2 separate regions of the Homo sapiens genome follow, and region 2 is linked to region 1. The links are chromatin loops, found by intact Hi-C in ENCODE. Cell type or tissue: prostate gland. All regions are shown on one strand.

Region 1 (2,500 bases):
AGAGTGAGACCCCATCTCCTCAAAAAATAAATTTAAAAAATTAGCCAGGCATGGTGTTGTGTACCTGTAGTCCCAGCTACTTGGGAGGCTGAGGTAGGAGGATCACTTGAGCCCAGGAGATCCAGGGTGTAGTGAGCCATGATCGCACCTCTGCACTCCAGCCTGGGTGACAGAGCAAGACCTTGTCTCAAAAAAAAAAAAAAAAAAAAAAAAAAGAGTGTCAACAGAAAAGAGGTGCCACATGCCCTTCTCTGCTGCCTGCTCTACTTTTAGACCACTGGAAGTACAAGTGAGATCAAACCTGGAGCAAAGACATAATATTCCAGGTCTAGAAAGACTTAGTTCTCCTCTCTAAATGATGTAAAATTCCTAATTTGCCAGATGGATATGCCTAAGTAATTCCTAAGGACAGTAAATACATATAACTTGGTTAGAAGGGAAGAGAGGGTGAAAATGAAACCAGGTAAAATGAAGGGAAAATTGTGTATCTTGACGTAAAATTTTAATTCAAACAAGAATGCTGGAGCTCATCACACAGACCTATACTACACACCAGAAGGCTACAAAGACAAGTATACCCATCTTTATTTCTACTAAACATCTAGTAAATATACGACACATCAACACAACTCATCCAACTATAATACATATCCCTTCACCTCTGATTCACGTTAACTCTCTCAATATCTAGTCTTGTAAGACTCTCTTCCTGTTTTAGATGTAAGGTAACTCAGCTCAGTTACCTAAAGTCATGGCAACATCAACTATTAAGGCTGATCAGGTGTTAAAGCTCTTCTAGTCTTTTTTTTTTTTTTTGAGACGGAGTCTCGCTCTGTCGCCCAGGCTGGAGTGCAGTGGCGCAATCTCGGCTCACTGCAAGCTCCGCCTCCCGGGTTCACGCCATTCTCCTGCCTCAGCCTCCCAAGTAGCTGGGACTACAGGCGCCCGCCACCGCGCCCGGCTAATTTTTTGTATTTTTAGTAGAGACGGGGTTTCACCTTGTTAGCCAGGATGGTCTCGATCTCCTGACCTCATGATCCACCCGCCTCGGCCTCCCAAAGTGCTGGGATTACAGGCGTGAGCCACCGCGCCCGGCCAAAGCTCTTCTAGTCTTAATTCTCTCATTTTAAGATGAGCGGGTTATGTGTCTTGTCCAATACACACAGCTAGTCAGTGGCAAGACCAAAAGTGGAAATTGAGTTCTCTACTCCCAGTGAAGTGTCTTTTAGCCCTTGCTATCTTCCTGATGACTGTTTAAATCAAAAAGCTTTTTGTCTACTTGTACCTTGTTCAAGTAGGAAGAGATTTATTTTGAATTGCTTTGAATGGCTTAATTCAGATAGAATATTACATGTTGAATAAAAATATACTGTAATATACAGACCATGCTGAGTGAAAATACACCATAATATACAACGTGGTCTGTATATCACGGTATATTTTTATTCAGCATGCTAAAACCTACAAAGGGATCTATAGTCCCTTCTAGGTCACAGGGATCATAGATTTGGGTCACTCACCACTAGAGGGCACTCAGATTTTCCCAGTTACTTTACAGAGGCTTCCAAATTAAGGGCACAAAATGAATTTGTCAACACAGTGACATTTCCTATCAGTAATAACAAGTAAATAGCAATTTCCCCAGAAATACTAAGTGGATGCAAACATACTGGTTCTGGGCATTTATATAAGTGTATATATAAATTTATAAATTAGGCCGGACGTGGTGGCTCACGCCTGTAATCCCAGCACTTTGGGAGGCTGAGGCAGGCGGATCATCTGAGGTGAGGAGTTCAAAACCAACCTGGCTAACATGGCGAAACCCCATCTCTACAAAATGTATATATATATATCATATATATACACATCAGACACTACGCCCAGAACCAGTAGTTTTGCATCCACTTAATATTTCTGGCAAAATGTGGAAAAATGCCTGTGTGTTTGTGCACGTACACACACATACACACACACACATAAATACATGTATGTATATATACACATAAACATTGTTATAATTCATATATAGTTGTTATATTCTTATATAAATATTTATATATAAACATTTGTTATAATTAATTTACTATTTTATATTCAAACTTGATGTGTTCTTAAAGGACTCAAGTGGTAGGTAGATTTTTGAAGTAAAAAATAAACTTAAAAATTAACTTGCCTCCCAAACACTCGCACAAAGCCTGGAGGGCTCCTGCCAAAATCTGTGGGCCTGCAGTATTCTAAGCAAATCGTGCTTGTTTTGAGGGTCCTTGGGTATTGTGATTTAAAAGAGACAGAAGAAAAGGCAAAAAGGAGAACTTTCTCTGCTATCAAGGAATGAATACATTTGATAGCAATGAATACAAGCCAGGCAATTTCTTTAACCTTCCAGTTTATCAACACTGAAGGCCTTATTCTGGTCATGTAGGGGATTTCTAGAGATTTAGACCTGGCACCCTGGAAATCCAGTTTCTGGAGGAGGACTAAACACTTTTTTGGCTGTGTT
Region 2 (2,500 bases), 430 kb after region 1:
CCCTAAGTTATATTTCCCAATTTCCTCTTCTGACAATGGAGACTGAGTCTACCCTTTTTATGTTGCAATTATTTGTACATGTGTCTTATCTCCTGTACTCAAAGCACCCTGTACTTTAATTTCCTCCATCCAGGGGAATGAAGAGGGAGCCCAGGGACTCTTAAAGTTCAAGAATTGGAAAGGATCCCTAGACATCTCGGTGTTTTAGATTGCCTTAACACCAACACCACTGGCAGGTGTGATGAGGCACCCGTGATCTGTATGCTATGCTCTTATTAAGACACTTGCCCCTTGCTCCTACCCAACAGTAAGGGCCCCACCAACCAAATATGATTTGAGACTACCAATACTATCTTATTATGCCCATTAATCCCTGTACAACTCTTTAACCTCCAATCCCACTGAGACCCCATCTCCTATTCTTACCCTACTCTAGAAATCCTGTCATCACTTCTGGAACCCATACTCAGTCATCAGCAAAATCTCCTATTCTGAACATCCTCTCTAAACTTTCCCTGTTCTTTCTTGCTCTAATTGAACTCCAACTGGCTAACCCCTGGAGCCTTCTCAAATGGGAACCTGATTTTTTTTTTTCTTTAACCTCTCACAGCTCATACCACTGGATCTGAGACTGGAATTAGGTGTCTTCCTTGCTACTCCCAGACTCTTTACTTGCCCTCTTTCCTAAAACTAGCTTTGAAACTCATGTTGTCAGCCTGTAACCATGGTTCTCAATTGGGCAATTTTGCCCCTTTCTGCCACCCGGGGTATAATTGGCGTGTGTAAGACGTTTTGATTGTCACAACTGAGGGAGTTCCACTGGCACCTAGAGAGTCAAGGCCAGGAATGATGCTAAACATCCTACAATGCACAGGACAGCTCCCCCTGCCCCCCAACAAAGAATGATCAGGTCCAAAACGTCAATAATGCCAAGGTTGAGAAATCCTGGTCCACAGTGCTCACTAATGCCACCTGCAGGACGCTCTTATCTCCTGCATCATTAACTTCGCTGTTTGGATCATTCCCATTAGTATACAAACATGTTGTAATTTCCGTCATTTAAAAATATTTTCTGTCCGGGTGCAGTGGCTCATGCTTGTAATCTCAGCACTTTGGGAGGCTGAGGACCAGACTTTTTTCCTGAACTCCAGACTCATGTAACTACCTACTCAACATTTACATTTTGATATCTTAATGGGCACCTCATTTTTTTTTTTTTGAGACAGGGTCTTTACTCTGTTACCCAGGCTGGAGGACAGTGATGTGATCACAGTTCACTGTAGTAGCCACAACCTGTTGGGGATCAACTGATCCTCCCACCTAAGCCTCCTGAGTAGGTGTGCCACCACAAGTCACTAATTTTTATTTTTTGTAAAGATGGTGCTTCCTTATGTTGCCAGGCTGGTCTTGAACTCCTGGGCCCACGTGATCCTCCTGCCTTGGCCTCCCCAAGTGCTGAGATTACAGGTATGAGCCACCATGCCTGGCCGGCATCTCACATTTAACATACCCAAAACTAAACATCTGATCTTCCCTGGGGAAACTGCCTTTTCCATCCCACTAAACAACAACGTCTTGCCATTTGCAAAGGCTAAAACCTTGGAGTCATCTTTGAGTTCTCTCTCTCTCTACATCTAACTCCCACATCTAACTTATCAGCAAATCCTATACTCTACAGTCAGTATAAAAAACACAGCCCTTACCATTTCTGTCCTGCTATAAGCTGCTATCATCTCAGCTAAGATAACTGCAACAGCCTCCTAACCGATCTTGCTCTTCCTGTGCCCCCAAGGAGTCCATTTTCAGTATAACAGCTAGAGTGACAGTCTTCAAATGTATATTAGAATCCCATGTGGTTCCCCATTTCCATCAAATTAAAGTCAATGGCCTTTACAATCACAATACAATCATATACTATAATCCCTAGAGTCCTGTATTATATTGCTTCCTGGGTCCTATTTATTTAACCTTTTCTCCTGCTTCTCTTCCCCTGCCTCTCTTCATTGTAGCCATCTGGCTGCCCTGCCATTTTCCAAACATATTAGTCATCCTTCTGCTTATGTTCTTTTCCCACATAGCTATATAATTCACTACCTTACCTCCTTTAGATCTTTACTCAAATGTCATTTTATCAGTGAGAACTTCCCTGTTTTAAAATTTCACTCCTGTTCACCATTATCTACTTTACTGTCTTTCAGGGTATCTTCCACCTTCTGAAATGCTGCAAGTTTTATTTTCTTTATTGCCTGTTTCCCCTACTAGAATGTAAGCTCTAGAAAGACAGGAAAGCTATTGTTTTTGTTACTATTGAAGCCAGGGTTTAGAAAGTGTGTTAAAGAGTAGGCACTCAAATATTGGTAGAACTGAATTCCTCCTCTCCCACCTCTTACTTGACCTCCTAAAGCCTGATTCCATGTTCTACTACTTAGGGTTTAATTTAAGAGTCCCTTTGATTCTTCTTGCCCTGTCTACTGAATTAAAGTTGACTGCTATTTCTTCG

Evidence for each region. Hi-C counts contacts between places; a loop is a spot of excess contacts. Peaks named below come from ENCODE experiments on the same cell type or tissue, not always from the same donor. Only the 100,000 strongest peaks of a DNase experiment are listed, where the experiment ranks them.
Region 2: a loop joins it to region 1, with 7 times the contacts of the local background. A loop is called at or near these places in 7 of 110 quality-filtered maps.

The regions. Positions count from the first base shown.
Region 1 is chr14:31,081,212-31,083,711 of GRCh38, reverse strand. All of the region lies in intron 5 of AP4S1 (adaptor related protein complex 4 subunit sigma 1), which reads right to left. Among named protein-coding and RNA genes, the nearest start is that of STRN3, 56 kb to the right of the region's middle. RefSeq lists a silencer at 1,455-1,534. In prostate gland, a CTCF peak has its summit at 1,503 (motif pointing right); no DNase peak of the experiment used is centred here.
Region 2 is chr14:30,654,835-30,657,334 of GRCh38, reverse strand. The region is part of intron 10 of SCFD1 (sec1 family domain containing 1); the gene reads right to left. Among named protein-coding and RNA genes, the nearest start is that of SCFD1, 34 kb to the right of the region's middle. In prostate gland, a CTCF peak has its summit at 975 (motif pointing left); a DNase peak (open chromatin) is centred at 954.